Regions from separate parts of the Mus musculus genome. Here region 1 is linked to region 2. A link is a loop called in an ENCODE intact Hi-C map of the cell type or tissue named here. Cell type or tissue: left cerebral cortex. All regions are shown on one strand. Links, peaks and the distances in the headings refer to the core of each region. The heading gives the core; the rest is flanking DNA.

Region 1 (8,000 bases), core at 1-8,000, 59 kb before region 2:
TTTACTTTAGGATTGGAAAAAATAACTGACTTAAAGCCTGGTTTTGAGTTCCTTTCTGCTGCTACTTTTGTGAACTTAGGCAGAATTTATATCAGTCAGCGATTGATTATAATCGTACCTACCTCTATGTATAATAGATTGCATTTTCCAGAATTAATAAATATTTGATAATTTCCATACATACTTAATCTTTGCATGGGAATAGATTCTGAGGCCACATCTCATACCTAGTGAACTCCTGATTATAATAAGAAATCAGTACTCTTATCAAATCTTGGTGATTTCTAGTGACAAACTTAAGAACATCTGTTATTACTGGGTTTAGTGTAAGATATCCTTGATAAACTTAACAGTCTGTCAAACTATTAAATACCTAATGTTTAGAATCATTTTCATTTGAGTTTGCTTTGTTAGTGATTGAGTTTGTTTGTAAGTGATTCCTGCAAAAGTACTTTTGTTTATTGTAAAACATGAAAAAATACTGATCAGAATAGACATTGTGTGAAGTGGTATAAAGATGATAAAGACAGCATGCCTTGACTGCAGTGTTTCCAGGGACTGTTTCCGTGTATGCTTGTATCTTTTACTGTAAATAATACTGAACTCCCTAAATGACTTTCCAATACCTTCAGTGCCAAACATTAGTAGAAACATTTCTACCGAAATCCAGTATATTCTACTAATGTCTAATACCTAGATTAACTATTAAAACTAAGAATTTAAAAATTCAGTTCCTTCTGGAAGGCCATTATCATTTAAAATGAGGTTTTTGTTTTAGTTTTTTGAAAGAAGTCTCATGTAGCCAGGTGGTCTTGACTTGCTGTGTGGCCTTGAACATCTGATCCTGCTGGCTTTACCTCACAAGTTCTGGGATAACTGACATGTGCTGCTATTGCTAAGCCAGTCTTATGTGGTACTGGAGATCTAATCTAGGGCCATGTTAGTGTAAGCAGATTTTTGTAAACTTAGCTGAAACCCTTTATTTCCTGTTCTTCCTAGCTCAGCTTTCAAGAGCCAGCACTTTTCCAGTTATTTTGTTTTCATTAAAGTATTATATTACTTACAATTTATTTTTACTCTATGTGTACCGTGTTTTGCCTGTACATAGGTCTGTGTGAATACGTCAGATCCCCTGGAACTAGAGTTATAAACAATTGTCAGCTGCCATGTGGTTGCTGGGAATTGAACCTGGGTATTTTAGAAGACCATTAAGTGCTCTTAACTGTTGAGGCATCTCTTCAGCCTCAAGTATTGCATTATCTTAAAATGAAGTATATTATTGCTTACTGTTTTATATTGGAGTTATGTATTAAAGTTGGCAGGGATGCAAAAATACTGAATAGGAATTTTTACTTAGTAAATATTTTGAAGTTCCAGTAGTGGTAGAGTATAGATGATTTAAACAGGAAAATGGTTAACAAGTAGTACATTCTTGTTAACAAGTAGTACATACTTGTTAAAGGGTCATAAACAACACTAGTATATTTTAGAGATATAATATTGTTTGAGTATTTGCAATATGCTAGGTAGTATATTAAGTTCTTTATGTGTATTTGCCCTCACACCCCAATCCCAGGGAGAGGGGATATATAAAACAAGGCCTCATTGTATACACCAGGCTAGCCTTAACCTTTTTGTATGTAGCCCATACTGGCCTCAAATTCACAGTGTTTCTCCTGTTTCACCATCCCAGGCTTTAGAGCTTTTAAGCACATGCCACTATGTCTAGCATTCAATTTCCTGCATTTAACTCATGTGACAGTTCTGGGAAAGGTTTTACTCTCCTTCTCATTTTACACACATGAAATGGCTTAGCAGGATCTCTCAGCAGTTAAGCTGCAGGGCAGAAATCTAGTCTGCTAAGCATGATTCCAGGTGCAGAGTTCTTAATTATGCAAAATGTCTGCATCATTAGCCAGACCAGTGTACACTCATCACATGGGAGCACAAGAGAAAGGCGTAAAGAACATAGGCCCCTTTATGCCTCTCTTGAAACCTTTGGATTTTTTTTCTTTTTTCTTTCTACCTTTCTTTCTCTCTTTCTTTCTTTCTTTCTTTCTTTCTTTCTTTCTTTCTTAATAATTAGCCATTGCTATAACATTTGAACATTTTTCTTTTTTGTGAAAATTTAAGGATTTTATTTATTAATTTAATCAGTTAAGTTCTTAATTCATTTTTGTAGCCCTAGTTGTCATTGAACATTTTATGTAGCCTAGGATAACCTCAGACTTGTGATCCTCTTATCTCTAGTTCTTGGTTGCTAGGATTACAAGCATGCACCACTACATCATTTAACATACAATTATTTAACTAACTTTCAAACATTATATTTTTTATTTCACTGAAAATTACTTGGCTTAAAATATAGTAAAACTTTAAAAATTACTAACATAATTTCTAATATTGCTGATCTTTTAAAAAAGTATTTAACAAAATCGATTTAGAGGAAAGATATTACCTATTGTAAATATTACCACATTATTTAAATAAATATTATTTTATTTTATAGGGATAACAACACCCAGTGTAAGCATAATTGGCCAACGTATGAACTATGGGTTTGGATGTGGTGATTTTGAAGATGATAGGTCACATGACATTTCACCTAGTGCTTTAAAAATACAAAATAAGGAACACCCAAGGCAAAAGTATACAAAAGGTTTGTAAATTTCATGACAAATTAATTTTTAATATTCAATATATCTAAGTCAGAATCTTCTCTAAGCATACCAAGAAAAAATAATTCTAAGAATTCTTAACTTTAAGGTTTTTAACTTACCATTCTGCTGATAGGTTATTTCTTAAATAACTCTTTAGGTTTATGGTCTATGCTCTTGTCTAAAGGAGCCAATTCAAAGGAGTAAACATTAGTTAAAACTAGGAATCCATACTGAGATTTACCCCAAGAACATGTACAGCCACATACATACCAACAGCTTTCTTTTCTAAGACATTTCAGCCAGGTGTGGTGGGCCTTTAATCCCAGCACTTGGGAGGCAGAGGCAGGTGGATTTCTGAGTTCGAGGCCAGCCTGGTCTACAGAGCGAGTTCCAGGACAGCCAGGCTATACAGAGAAACCCTGTCTTGAAAAACCAAAAAAAAAAAAAAAAATGTCATCACTCAGATATAGTAAGAAAACCATGTAAGTTGTTTGTGTAGGTGGCAACCGTGGGCCCAAGATGTGGCAGCAGGAAAGTTCCTTCCTTCTGCTAGCTAGAACTTCTCTATTGTCACTAGCCACTGTAACTGTTATATTTTTAAACTGCAATAGTGATCAGTACTGTGGATGGGTGCTTTGTCCATTTCCTAAATTCTTCTATGCTAGCTGCACTTAAAGCAATTTCTTTAGTCAGGTGGTAGTTCCTTCTTGGAGTCTCAGTCTTTGAGAGCTTGTGACTAGAGGGTTGCCATGAGTTTAAGGCCAACCTGGTGTATATTGTGAGTTTCAATAAGTAAAGAGCTGCCTTTTGGGAGGTGGGGGGGCATGTGACAACTGTGGAGCAGATAAGATGACCATTTTAGCTAGACATAGTGGTGCATACTTGCAGTCTCAAGACTCAGGAGGTAGAGGCAAGATGTTTTTGCATTTGAGGCTACTCTGGGCTACATAGCAAGACTCTGCCTCAAAAATGACACAAAGGAAAAGGGGGGGGGGCTTAATTTTTTTCTGATCTGAAATAACAGCTGGTCAAGGATGATAGGCTGTGTATTTACCTGTAGTAAACTGGGCAAGTAAACCAATTCGAGCAGCCTAGAAGAGTGCGGTTTTCTTGAGATTGGCCTCATCTCTGTATGGTATGCACGGGTTCCTCCATTTTCATTGCTTAGCTCTCTGATGATCAGTGCACAACTGTACGATTATACGCTTCTCTCATCCTCAACCCTGGCCTGTAGAGAGTCCGTAAGGGACGGGACGGGAGGCTTCATTGCTGTCGTTCTCTGTGGGAGCTAATGTCTAGTGGGCATTCTGACTTTACATACTTACTGACTTCAGTCATCTATTTTTTTTTATAAAATACATTTTCAATTTTAAAGGCCTCATAACCTAAAATAGTCTATAATGTTTTTAAATGTGTTTGTTACTCTCTCCTTTCTTCTTCCTTTTTGTTTTAGGATTTACTAGGTCATCAAATTTACAGCAGATTTCCAGTTTTGACTTCACATCTACAAACACCTTATCAGAAGACTCAGTAGTAATTGTTGGAAAAGGTATTTAAAAGTTATCTAGCCTATCAATTTATGCATTCTTTACACATAAGCAAATCTTGTCGATATTAATTTAAATAATTAAAAATGAATGCTTAAATTCTTATTTCTGTCCTTGAGTGAAATTATGGGTCGTTCATATCAGTAACTTTCAAAAAGTAGTTGGACAGTTTTAAGGTAACTATGATAATTTTATTATGATTTAAAGTCTAAATCGCAGTCTTTATCTTTAATAATATAATTTAATATAAAATGTATTATTTCTAGTAAATCAAAATGAACCCATGTTATATATTTTAAAGATGTAAGACAACCTTGAAGTAGGATAATTACTTTAAGTACCTTTAAATTTTCTTTTTTTTAAATAAATGCTGCCTTTTTTATTTTCCCATGACTGTAACCAGATACCTTACAAAAAGCAACTTGAGAGACAAGGACTTTAACTTAGCCCATAATGTCAGGGAATAGAGTACATTGTGGTGGGAAAGTCATAATGGCAGCAATGTAGCTGGTCACACTCCATTTGCAGTAAGGAGCAGAGAGATAAATGTTCATGTTCAGCTTAGTTCCTGCTTGCTGTTCAGTGTAGGACCCCAGCCTACTCATCTTTAAGGTGCACCATCCCTCAGTCAGCTTATCTGAAAATGTCCTCATTGACTAACCCAGAAGTGTGTTTCTAAGATGATTCTAGTTTCAGTCAAGTAGATTTATTATCACACGTCTACACCCCTTGTCAGTATGATGTTCAAACGCATCACTTTGAATCATAACATTCCATCTTTGGCCCCACAGGGTCACAGTCATCTCATGATACAAATGTATTTATTCCAACTTCAAAACTTCTCATAGTCCCACCATTAAAGAGTCCAAATTTCTTGAGACTGAAGGCAGTCTTACAGCATGAACCCCAATAAGATAAAATAAATTTTAAAATAAAGTAAAACCAAGTTGCATACTTCAGTATACAATGACACAAAATAAGCATGCCCATTTCAAAAAGGAGGAATAAAGCCAAGGTAATATCAGACCAGAGCAAGATAGAAACTCAACAGAACTGTTGCCAAATCCTATAGCCATGTGTGCCTTGTGATCACAATTTCCGGTCTGTTGGCTTTGCGTGTCCCTGGTCTTCCAGCTCTACCATCTGCAGCACATTGCCCTCTTCTTTAGCTGGCTCTTCTATATGCATGAAGCTTCCCTCAAAAATATTCCATGGTCCTGGTATCTTTACCTACTGAGGTCTACGTTACAAATTAGGCTTCATAGCTTATCTATCCTACGGTATCTGTTGCTGTGGTAACACTGATTTAGGAAAAGAAAGGGTTTATGTGGCTTACTGTTTATAGTCCATGTGGAAGGGAAGCCAAGGCTGGAAGGACCTCAAGGAGGAACCTAGAGTCAAAAACTGAAGCAGGGGCCATGGAAGATACAATCCCATGATGGTAGGGGGGCATGGCATCAGGTGACAGGCATGGTGGTAGGAGCAGGAAGCAGAGGGCAAACCAGAGGTAGGGCAAGACTATGAACTCTCAAAGCTGGCCCTCCCAGTGGCATACTTCTCCAGCAAGGCCACACCTTCAAATAATATCAACATCTGGGGACCACGTGTTCAAAGGCCTGAGACTGTTGTGGACACAGTTTTATTCAGTAGCCTCTCAAGGTCCACCTTGAACCAGCATAGAACCTATTCCTGTCATACATTGCCTGGACTCAAGAATTTTCTGGAACCTTGACGTAAATTTTTACGGCCATATAACTCTTAGTTTTTGTCTGTATAAAAATAAAAATATAAAGTTACACTGCCAAGTTCTGCTGCCAGCTTGGGCTGTAATATCCGTAGGCAGTGCTTCGCACGTCTGTCGTGTGTGCAGTCAGAAAGCAGAGTAAGGTGAATGCTGGTGCTAGTGCTCCTTTGTTTCTGAACTGAAAAGCTAAGATGTGGGCAGATACACAACAAAGGATGCATCTTTTTGTTTAGTATTATGAAATAGAATTTGTTGGAAATACTTAATTTGATAATCTCATTTAAGACTCTCCTCAAATTATCTTTAGACTATTCCTGAAAATTTATTGTCCATAATTTCAATTTTTGTTGTGTCTTTGTCAGTATTCTGTTCCTCTGAATAGACATAATGACCAGAGCAACTTTTTATAAAGACAAACACTTAATTGGGGCTGGCTTATAGTTTCAGAGGTTTAGTCCATTATCATGTGGTGGGAAGCTTGGCAGCATGCAGGACAGACACTGTGCTAAAGAAATAGCTGAGAGTTCTACATCTTGATCCACAGGCAGCAGGAAGAGAAAGACTCGGGGCTTGGTATGGACCTTTGACACCTCAATGCAGCACACTCTCAGGGACACACTTCCTCAAAAAAAGCCATAGTTCCATCTTTTCAAACTGCACCCCTCCCTAGTGACCAAGGATTAAAATTTATAAGCCTTTGGGGGTCATTTTTACTCAAACTGCTATACCTTAGACATAGGCTTGTTGGGGTTTTGGGTTTTTTTTTTTTTTTTTTGGTTAAACTTTCCATAAAACTTTATCTACTTCAAAATTTATGCTTTTCTTTCTTCTTTGTGTATCTAAACAAATCCCAGTTCAAAGTCTTGCATGTAGAAGTCATCTTAAATGTATAGTTCATAGCAGTCTTCCTATGAGTCTTCCCATGAACCGCACTTAAATATGTGATTTTCACTTACACTTTCAGAAACCACTATCTTCTTGTCTGATTAGGATATTTGTTTGTTTATTTCATGATTAGTTAACATGTGTTTGACAGTGCATTGTTTTTCTTAGATAAAAATACGTGATATTAAAATTGGTTATCTAGAGTGCCATTACGTAACCAATAACTGTTTGATTGCAGGTGTATTTGGAAATCCAAATTCAGCACCAACAACTTGCAGCCAGCCAGTAATATCCTCTGTGGAAAGTGAGGACACGTTTCCAGTGAAACCAAGCATTGAACCGCCATCAGGGGTTTATGGAAGAGCAGTCCAGCATAATGCTCCACTATATCCTGAGGTTGAAAATGACAAAGATGTAAGGTTATCTATTAATCTTTAGCTATAATATCTCAAATTGTATTTTATATAAGTTGTGGGGTGGCAAACTTCTTTTTTTGTTGTTTTTTTTGTTTTGTTTTGTTTTGTTTTTCGAGACAGGGTATCTCTGTGTAGCCCTGGCTGCCCTGGAACTCAATCTGTAGACCAGGCTGGCCTCTAACTCATAAATCCACCTGCCTCTGCCTACCAAGTGCTGGGATTAAAGGCGTGCATCACCACTGCCCGGCGGCAAACTTCTTTTAATTAACAACTTTACTTTTATTTTGAACTTGTCTATGTGTTCCTGCATCATGTGTATTTGTGTATGGGTGTATATGTGTGTGTGTAGGTGCATGTATGTGTGTGGGGGGGAATGTGGGTGTGTGTTTGTGTGAAAGTGAAAACACAACTTTGTGTGTCCACAACTTCCACCTTGTTTGAGGAAACATTTCCATCACTATACTGTATAAGCCAGGCTAGTTGCTACACAAGCTTTCTGGGAATTCTGTTTCCATCTCCCACCTTGTAGAAGAATGAGAAGTATACCACTATACCTGGCTTTATTTGTGTTCTACAATTTTAAGTTCGGCAAACTTTAACAGTGTATATACTTTTTATAAACAGAACTGTCTCCCCAGCCCCTTGATTTATATTTTTAATGTTTTAGGTAATTGAAATTTCTGATTTTTAATCACTTAAATTTCTGATATATAGTATGCTTTTATGCTACACTCATGGTTTATATAAT
Region 2 (10,530 bases), core at 1,302-9,301:
CTTTAAATATTAAGTCATTGGATCCTATGTTTTGTGTATCTCTCGCCAAGAATGTATAAATACTGTATTTTTAATTAAAAAAATTATTTAATGGATGTGGGTGTCTTGCCTGCATGTATGTCTATGTAACATGTGAGTGCCTGGTGTCTGTGAAGGCCATAAAACAGTGTTGGATCCCAGATCCAACTAGAGTTAGAGATGACTGGGCCACCTTGTGGGTGCTGAGTTTCTGGGTTCTCTAGAAGGGCAGTCTGTGCACGTTAATCCTTCCTGTGTTAAATAGTTTAGTCTTTGTATGTTGATTGAAAATGTCCTCTTTGTGTTCATTAAATTATTACACCTTTTTTTCCTGTTTCCTCTTAGGCACTATTTTTTTTTTTAAGATTTATTATTTTACTTTGTGTGAATGAATGCTTACCTGTGTATATGTACATGTGCCGTATCTCTACCAGGTACCCAGGAAACTATAATGCCTTTCTTATGATATTTTCAGGAAAATGCTTAACTCATTACCCTTTTATAAAAATACTTATAGTATTTAATAGTATATAAAAATCAAATTTGAATTCCTGATTTTCCTAAATTAGAACTTTTTTGATTATATTAAAATTGTAAGATAATTTTGGAAGTGTGGTCTGTTTGGGTAAGAGACCCTTGTTTTTTTAGGAGGAGGTTGTTTGTTTAACTCAAATTTTTGTAACATTTTAAAATATATATAGGGAGAAACATATGCTACAGATCAGTAAACTTGTGACTACAGGTCAGTTCTCTTCTACCATGTGAGTCTGGGGGGATGAATTTAGGCCCTCAGGCTTTCTGGCAAGTGATGTGACTTGTTGGGCTAATTTGTTGACCTGTGATTGATATTTGAGGAGCTTGTTTTGAAACTGTACTAGAAAGATGGATTTTTGTTTTGTTTTAGTTATTATGTAGTGAGTGAGAGTTCACTTGTGTGTGGGTGTATGTGTGTGGAGTCCCAGAGTTAACTTTTCAGGTATTTTCCTCAGTCAGTACCTTATTCACTAAAGTTGAACCCAGAGCTTGCCATTTGGGTTGTTCAAGCCAGCTAGTGTGCTCTGGGGATCCCTTGTCTCCCTCCTTTCCTAATGCCAGCAGGCCACCATGCCCATCACTTAGTATTTACAAGAATTCTGGGAATTTAAGTCCCTATTCTCACATTTATGAGTTAGCACTTAACTTGCTGAGCCATCTCTCCATTCCTGAAGTTTTGTTTATTAAATATCAAATCTACTGATGGAACATATCTCTTGAAATTAGATAATATCTTAAAACATTTGCTTCCACAATAACTATTATAATTAAAAGGTGCTTTTGACAAAAGTATATTCTCATTAGCTTATATGACAGTTTGAGTCCCTTAGAGTCATTTTTGCTGGCATATTCCTTGATTGAGGTCTGCAAATTCTTCAGTTCTCTGCACTAAAGGAATCTTTACATATTTCTCTTACTTCTGTGAATTGTGAATGTTTTACATTCTATAGAAAAGAAACTGCACTCGTCTTTACTACCCTTTGGGTTTTTATTTATTCTTTTGATCAATTCTGCTATGATTCCACTTTTTAATCCATGCTTGCCTAGGAAGCAACTAAATATAACTTTGATTTCAGTATTACTTTCTAAATTTAGAAATATTTTAAAGTGATTTTACTTGGAAAGATAACTTATGAGCAATTTAATTTTTCAGAACTTTTGAGCATGCTGTTCTAGCTGCAGGAACAGATTTTCGATCTGACAAATTATGGGAAATGTATATAAACTGGGAGAATGAACAGGGAAATCTGCGAGAAGTTACAGCTGTATACGATCGTATTCTTGGTATTCCAACACAGCTGTACAGTCATCATTTTCAGAGGTAGGTTAAAAGATCTTTGAAATATCTTTTGCTAGGTGCTTAATTGTCAATATTAATTATTAAATTTTTTTTCAATATGTTAGATGAGATTTTATTAGATTAAACTTTCCAGAGAATCAAATTTTATGTCTTAATTTTTATATTTTCCTTGTATCTTGTGAAATGTTTAATGATTTAATAGTTTCGTATGGAAATTTTTTCTTATTCATTTTATATGCAAAGTACTTCAGAGCAGTGAAGAAATGAGAAAATAGAGTTTAGTGAATGAATATTTGTAGTACTAAATTTATATGGTGCTTGGCAGTTGTTAAGTGCTTTTTTTATTTTATTTTTTGAGATTGTATGTTGCTGTGTTTCCCATGCTGGCCTAGAATCTTTACTCCTTCTGTCTCAGCATAGCAGGATCTGAGATTATAGACATAAACCTTATAATCATGTCTGGCTTAACTACTTAAGGATTTACAAAATGTACATTCCTGATATGCATAAACATACCCAGAACAGCAAAGATTGCAGTTTAGAGGTTAACTTTTTATCTTATTCTGTCTTTGTTAGTTCTTCAAATTATTAAGTATCATTATATTTAAATTTTACTTTATGATTTTCTGGATATAAGTTGTATTAAATAACTTCATAGGTTTTCAAGAACTCTCTGTACCATGGTTTCCATGTGTAGTTTTGGTTTTGGTTTCTTTTTGCTTTTGAGAAAGATCTTGATAGGTAGGTTGAAGCTTGAAGCCACTGTGTGGCTCCTGTGTGCCTTGACCTTCCATCTTTTCCTCCTTATGCTTCCTGAGTGCTGTGGTTGCAGGTGTGTGCATGGTGCTCAGCTGCAAGGCATCTCATTGCTAAGAACCCAGAAACTCTGAATAAGTATGAGATTGTGTCTTTGCTGGTTTTTTTTTTTTTCTTTTCCTCAGTGTATGTGTATATAACATATGTACTTTGTTTTGGGTTGTTTTCTTTTGAGACTGTTTCAGGGGACCCCAGTTGGCCTTGAACTCATGATTCTCCAGTCTCCACCTTCTGAGTGCTGAGATTTCATGTGTGTATGTACCACCATACCCTATTTTGTGTTTTTGTTAATTGTTATAAGTAATGTATATGGAAGAAAAATTTAAATGATATTCTAAGTTGGTTAATGAAAATATATAAAGTACTATAGATATATAATATGCTAAAAATAGAAGTTACAGGCTGTGTTAGAAATAGGAACTAAGAGGAAAAAAAGAAACATTGTAGTTCAGTATTCTGTCTCTATTATTGATGAGCTAGAACAGGTAGACAGGTTTCTAGTACATAATAACCTAGGTACCCACTTGCTGAAATACATTACTACCATAAGTCGTAGTATTTGTATGCCTGTTGGACCAATGAACATCAGATACAAGGCATTTTCATAGACCATGGTGACATTTAGATTACAAGACCTTTATTTAGGAAATGATAGCTTTCTATTACTGTAACTTTTATGTTTTTTGAGAGTTTCATACATTGTATTTTGGTCATATTTATCCCTTAATTCCTACCTCTGCCAAATTTAGTGTGTATTTTTAATTTTAATTAATTAATTAATTAATTATTTTTTTTTTAACTTATATACTTTACATCTGTTCACTGCCTATATTGCCTGTATACTTGGGGTATGAAGCCAGCCACACTTAAAGAAAACGACTATTCCCCAGAAACCATTAACTGTCAGCAGTGTTTTAGGGATGGAGCTCATGAGCCCTTCTTGCCTCCCATTGTATCAGCAATTTTAAAGGTGCCATGATCATCTAGCTCTAAGAAGAACATAGTAGTGGGAAGCAGGAGGTGGCCAGAGCTGCTCAGTTCATGATTACCTGGAAACAGAAAGAGAAAGCCTTGGGGGTGAGGTAATACCTTTCAGACAGTCCCCATTGTTGAAATCTGTGCTCTCTAAATATTTTTATTTACCACTGAGTCCTTCCAAATCTTTTTAGGGGTTTTGTTTGTTTTGTTTTGTGGCTTGGGATGGTGATATGTGCATGTGTGTGCAGTTGTCTGTCTGTTAAGTCCAGAAGAGGGCTTCAGATCTCTTAGAATCATGGGTGCTGGGAACTGAACTCTGGTATGCTGTGACAATGGTGCATGCGTGCTGTTAGCTAATGAACCCTCTTTCTAGCCCTCCAGATCTTTTTTGCAATGAGTATTCTGCTTGATTTATTTTATTTTTGAGATGATTTTCTGCATAGCCCTGGCTGTCCTGGAACTCACTCTGTAGGCTATGATGGCCTTGAACTCAGAGATACACCTACCTCTATCTCTCAAGTACTGGGACCTGCTGGATGCTTCAGCATGAATATGTGTGTCTTAGCCAGATGGGTCAGTGGGTAAATGGTTTTAACTGTAAGTCTTATGACCTGAGTTCAGTCATTGGTAGCCATATTGTGAAAGGAGAACACTCACTGTCACAACTTACTCCCTGACTCATTGCCCCCTCCAAAATAAGTAAATGTAATATTTTGTTCCTTGTGTGTATTGTATGAATATTTTACCTACACACACACACGTGTGTATGTGTGTAGTGTGTGTGCGCGCGAGTGCATGCATCATGTGTGCTTGGTGCCTATAGAATCAAGAAATGTCAGTTCATCCCCTGGAACTGAGTTATAGACAGTTATGAACTGCCCTGTGGATGATGGAAAATGAACTTGGGTTCTGTGCATCTTTCTTTTTTTTTTTTTTATGGTTTTTCGAGACAGGGTTTCTCTGTATAGCCCTGGCTGTCCTGGAACTCACTTTGTACACCAGGCTGGCCTCGAACTCAGAAATCTGCCTGCCTCTGCCTCCCAAGTGCTAGGATTAAAGGCGTGCACCACCACGCCCGGGTTGCTGTGCATCTTTCTAGTAATTTTTTTTTTTTTACATCTTTCTAGTAATTTTTTGATTGATTGATTAGTTGGTTGGTTGGTTTGGCTTTGCTTTTTCTTGAGATAAGGTCTCACTTGTGTATCCCTGGCTAGCCTGGACCTCCATCTGTGGACCAGGCTAGCTTTGAATTCAAAGAGATCTGCATTGTCTCTACTTCTTGTACTGGGATTAAATACCACAGCAACAATGTTGGATTTTTCTTTTAGCTATTTGCATATTGGTGGGAACTTGTATATGCTCTTGTCAGGGGTTGAGAGGCTGAAGTCTTGTGTTTTTCTATCTTTCAGAAGTTTTCATTTTATGTATGAGTATTTTGCCTACACATGCATCTATTTATCACATATGGTTCTGCTATCTATGGAACTAGAATTACAGTTAGGATGCTGGAGGTCGAAACTGAGGAATCCTATCATCTACCTTTCCAATATTAGAATACCTCTGCCTCTCCAATGTTGGGATTAAAGGCATGTGTCACCACCGCATTCTGTTTACGTCACTCTATTTTTCTTAAATCATTTCTAATAACAATGGAGGAAGAGAATTATATGACTAGAAGTTGGAAGACGCTTTATTCAGGAGAAAAGTAAGGACATAAAGATGTATTTAGAAAATAGAATCAATAGGATCTGTTATCACATGGAATGTGAATGATAACATAACTGGGAAAGACTAGAAGACAGTACTTGGTGGTAGTGGGTGGGCTATCATTTAATAGCCCATCTCAGGTATATGGTGAGTTCTAGGTGGCATGCCTTTAATCACAGCACTGGGGAGTTAGAGACAGGCAGATCACTGAGTTCCAAGCCAGGCAGAGCTACAGAATGAGACCTTGTCTTGAAAAACAATCAAGCCCAATAAATTACAAATAAACAAATAGAGTATAGGAGATTCCATTTTAAAGTCAATATCGCAAATACTTTACCTCCTCTTTACAGTTAAAATTGGAGTATATAAAGTAATGTTTACAAAAGAGATAGATAGATACATAGATACATAGAAAAGGTATAGGGCATGGTTGCCATGGGCCTTTAACCCCAACATGGGTGGGGTGTAGATAGGTGGATCTCTGTGAGTTCGAGGCCAGCTTGGTCTACAATTGAGTCCAGGACAGCCAGGGCTCTGTTTCACAGAGAAACCTTGTTTTGGTTAAAATTGTTGTTGTTATTATTGTTATTAATTAGACAAATGAAATAGTGAAATAACATGTTATTGAAAATGTGTTAGCTGGGTGTAGCAGTATATTGCTTATAATTGATGAATGAAAGTAAAAAGATCTTGAGTTTTAAACCAGTGTCAGGTGAGTCAGTGTCTGAAAAGACAAGAAGTTTTTATACCTTAGTAAAACTTGTTTACATTCATATGTAAAATGACTTTTTTTTTTCTGTAGACTATTGACAACTGGATATAGTAATCTGTGATTTATACTGTTTTGGACTTCTGTTTTATTTTTGAGTTTTGTTGATATAGTAATTACTTCAACTCTTAATGACTTTAGCAAGAAAGTATATAAAAAGTATGAGAATAAAAGAGAATTCTTGGAAACATAGGGTTAATGCCTGTAGTAGTGGGGATCCAAAAGAGCTCAAGCAGCAATCAGAGAGATTTGGAGGAAAACCAAGGGAGTGGCACCCCCTAAACCAAGCAATGAAGACAAGTCTAGGAGTAAGAAGATATGGTTAGCAGCCTCGAGTGCTGAAGATAGAGGCTGGACTGAAGAACACATTATACTTTGCATGTATGGTAATTGGTGACCTTAATTAAGCTAATGTCATTGGATTGTTAATGACTGAAGGAGTAAGTAATTGGTAGGTGATCACTTTAGAATTTTAATATGAATTAGCTGTTTCATTTAAATTTGCACAATAGATATGTTCTGTTTTATAGATAGACTAAGATTATGAGAAGAGAAATAGAGTTGGAGTTAGGTGTCTTCTACATTCCACTGCAAAGACAGTGGGATGGAATTATATCTATTTATATATGCATAAATACTCACCAAGTGGTAGGTACAGAAAAAGAGAAGTGTTACATATTTTGACTGGTTTCTCGTTTATTTGAAGGAATAATACATAGGAGGTATCTGACAAGTGGTTTTTAATTCTTCCTTTAGATTTAAAGAACATGTACAAAATAACTTGCCTAGAGATCTTTTAACTGGTGAACAGTTTATTCAGCTGAGAAGGGAATTAGCTTCTGTAAATGGACACAGTGGTGATGACGGCCCTCCTGGTGATGACCTTCCATCAGGAATTGAAGACATAACTGATCCAGCAAAGGTAACCCTCTTAATCACATGGTCAGTGAATAAGAAACTAGGTAGCAGGAATGGAATGGTGATAAAGTGTGCCATTTAGATCAGTATGATTTAAGAATGAATTTTAAGGAGAAAGTTTTACCATGACACACCTGGAAGTAACTTACTCTAGAAAAAATAATTTACTTTGATTGCAGTCTACTATTCCTATTGTAGAAAATACATAAGAAATTGGCTTTTTGAAGTTGTGTTTTAAATCATTTTTAAAGCAGGGTGTGGTGGCACACACTGTTAATGCCAGCATTTGGGGGGCAGAGTCAATTGGATCTCCATTAGTTCAGGACAGGCTGGTCTCCATAATGTGTTCCAGGTTTGCCAGCACTATATATACAGAGACCCTGTCTCAAGAAAACAACCTAAAACAAAATTAAATACTCTAGCTACTGAAGAATGAAATATCTGTGGAAGATATTTAAATGTGTGCTATTGAGAATTTTTAGTATGTAACTTATAAGTTTTAATTTTTTTCTTTTTTTTCAAGCTAATTACTGAAATAGAAAATATGAGACACAGAATCATTGAAATTCATCAAGAAATGTTTAATTATAATGAGCATGAAGTTAGTAAGAGGTGGACATTTGAAGAAGGTGTAAGTGTTTTGTTTTATAGTCTTAAAATATAAAAATAAGATTTTTTCTTATAGTAGTGACACCATTGTGAATTTTTCTTTCTGTATTAGTAATAATTCAAAGTGTGCATCTCAGTTGTATTTGACATTTTCTATGACCAGCTTTAGAATCTTACTACATTTGTATTTCAAGTGCAAGATTCCTGATTAAGGTGAATTCCTTTAAAAATCAACTTTATTGTGCTAAATCTTGTGGACAATAAAATAACAGCTGTTCTAAGGGCTAGGTTCAATTTGTAGAATGCTTGCCCAACATACACAAATCCCTGAGTTTGATCCCAGCCCCATGTATAGACCAGGTTGGATGCCAAGTCTTAAATCTTAGCACTTGGAAGCTAGAGAAAAAAGGTTCAAAAGTTGAAAGTCATCTTCAGTTACATCAGTTCCATATCAGCCTTGCTACGTAGGACTTGATCTCAGAAATTAAAAACAACACACCCAACCATCTACAGATGAATGATGCTTTTGTCTTACGAATTTAACTAATTTCTGTTTGTAAGGTATGTTTCATACTTCATTTGCGTATTTGAAGTATGCATTTTGTTAGTTCACAAGATATGTACTACCATCAGCATAGTTGATTTACTTTTTTCTCATGTTTCCTCTTCAGTTTTTCTAACCCTGCTTACTCACCTGCAGCTTAGCTTCCTCAGCCCCAATCTTAAGGTTTGATGTAGCTTTGTTTTTGTAAGTTATCCTTTCATGATCTAGCCTGTGAATAGATATGTGTGTCTGTTGTGGCTGACTGTAAAATAAGTTTTGATAAATAAACAATGTAGCTTACCTTAGTAATAAAAATAAGGACCCTCTTAAAAGACCAGCCTGGAGTACATATTGAGTTCGAAGACAGCCAGGGCTACGTTCAGACTTTGTCTTAAGGACACACATATCTCTCTTCAAAACTGTAATGAAAAAAACAAAAACAAACAAAAAATAAACAGCAATGAGTTTTAAAATATTTTCTTTGTATTTATTTCATTTACTTCAAATATTTTGATTTTGGTTTACTTTTATTGCCATATAATAATATTTTTACAGATTAAAAGACCTTATTTTCATGTGAAACCATTGGAAAAGGCTCAGCTAAAAAACTGGAAAGAATACTTAGAATTCGAAATTGAAAATGGGACTCATGAAAGAGTTGTGGTTCTCTTTGAAAGATGTGTCATATCTTGTGCCCTCTATGAGGAGTTTTGGATTAAGGTAAGAAAATGATAGAGTGTGTTTAACTTGAATACATTTAACATTGATCTAGTGACTAACCTTTTTTGTACTTCTGTTGAATGTTGTTCATATAACTATATCTGTTGCATTAGGAGATGGTCTGCTTGCAACCAGATTTGACTGCTGCATATGCCAACCTCGTTGCCTCTCTTCGTCCTTCCTTACAGAAACTAGTCTAGTGGTTCAATAAAGGTGCTGAATGGGTTTAAAAATAGAATTTTATCGTTCTGTCACATATTTAATCCATCACGTATTCAACTGTAAATTATTCAGTATTTCCTGTTTTTTGTATGTAGTATGCCAAGTACATGGAAAACCATAGCATTGAAGGAGTGAGGCATGTCTTCAGCAGAGCTTGTACTGTTCACCTCCCAAAGAAACCCATGGCACACATGCTTTGGGCAGCTTTTGAGGAACAACAGGGTAAGAAAAAGAATGTTCAGTTGATTTAATTTATGTATTTACTTTATATGAATGGGTGTTTTGCCTGCATGCCTATCCATACGAAGTGTTTGCAGATACCAGTAGAGTGTATGGGAATTTCAGGGACTACACTAAACAGGGTTGAGGGTGCTGAGAAGTGAGCCTGGGTCCTCTACAACAGCAGCCAGTGCTCCTATCTGCTGAATCTTACTCTTAGCCCCTCAATTGATGTTTTAGCACAGGGTGGAGTTACAGGAATTGAGAACTAAGGGAGGTATAAATGAGAATTTGGCAATTCTATAAAAGCTTTATTGTTTCCTTGCCATATCCTAAGAGCAGCTGTAGACAGTACAAAATAAGTAAGCATGGGTGTTTACACCCCATCCCACACTAGATCTAGACTGCAGGCTAATGTTTTTCATTGCTTGATATAAAGTCTATTTCAAAAATTTAAACAAAAGTATAAATATGTAATTACTATTTTAGGGAATATTAATGAAGCCAGGATTATCTTGAGAACGTTTGAAGAATGTGTTCTAGGATTGGCAATGGTTCGATTGCGAAGAGTAAGTTTAGAACGACGGCATGGAAATATGGAAGAAGCCGAACATTTGCTTCAGGATGCTATAAAGAATGCCAAATCAAATAATGAGTCATCATTTTATGCTATCAAACTAGCCCGACATCTTTTCAAAATACAGAAAAATCTTCCAAAATCAAGAAAGGTACTTTTGGAAGCAATCGAAAAAGATAAGGTATGTACATTTTTTAACAACATTTTTCATAAAAAGCTAGTACTTTTTCCCTTTGGCAACTGTGATGAAAGATTTGGTCTATACAGTAATATATTTATTACTACATGAGGACAACAGTCCCTCTAAACTGATGTTGCCACTTTTAATATTTTTTCTTTCTTTGTGTTTAAAGTGTGCGAAAGTTATGGTTACTTAAAGTTGTAAATATTGTGATCTTTGTAATTAACTTTCAGAAATTGTAGAAACTTGATGGTTGTTAAGGATCAGTGGCCTGGGAGCAGCATTTGTGAACAAAGCATAACAGTAGCAAAGCAGTATAGTGACACTCATCTTGCAAGCCGTTCCTTTTATGAAACAGGGAATAAAAACTAGTGGAAGTGTCTTATTTTTAGGATTATGTTGTTTGATTTTTGTTGTT

Evidence for each region. Hi-C counts contacts between places; a loop is a spot of excess contacts. Peaks named below come from ENCODE experiments on the same cell type or tissue, not always from the same donor. Only the 100,000 strongest peaks of a DNase experiment are listed, where the experiment ranks them.
Region 1: it touches region 2 in a loop (3-fold over the local background); 13 of 42 quality-filtered maps call a loop at or near these places.

What each region holds. Positions count from the first base shown.
Region 1 is chr12:64,988,432-64,996,431 of GRCm38, forward strand. Togaram1 (TOG array regulator of axonemal microtubules 1) reads left to right here. Exons shown (of 20, transcript NM_177805.3): 8 at 4,114-4,209; 9 at 7,075-7,250. Among named protein-coding and RNA genes, the nearest start is that of Togaram1, 27 kb to the left of the region's middle. In left cerebral cortex, for the core only: no CTCF peak of the experiment used is centred there; DNase peaks (open chromatin) are centred at 3,252 and 6,032.
Region 2 is chr12:65,046,408-65,056,937 of GRCm38, forward strand. It overlaps Prpf39 (pre-mRNA processing factor 39), which reads left to right. Exons shown (of 14, transcript NM_177806.3): 5 at 1,706-1,873; 6 at 6,879-7,044; 7 at 7,564-7,671; 8 at 8,749-8,913; 9 at 9,231-9,357; 10 at 9,844-10,112. Gm25970 (a small nucleolar RNA gene) reads left to right here and starts at 10,166; the gene lies at 10,166-10,251. In left cerebral cortex, for the core only: no CTCF peak of the experiment used is centred there; no DNase peak of the experiment used is centred there.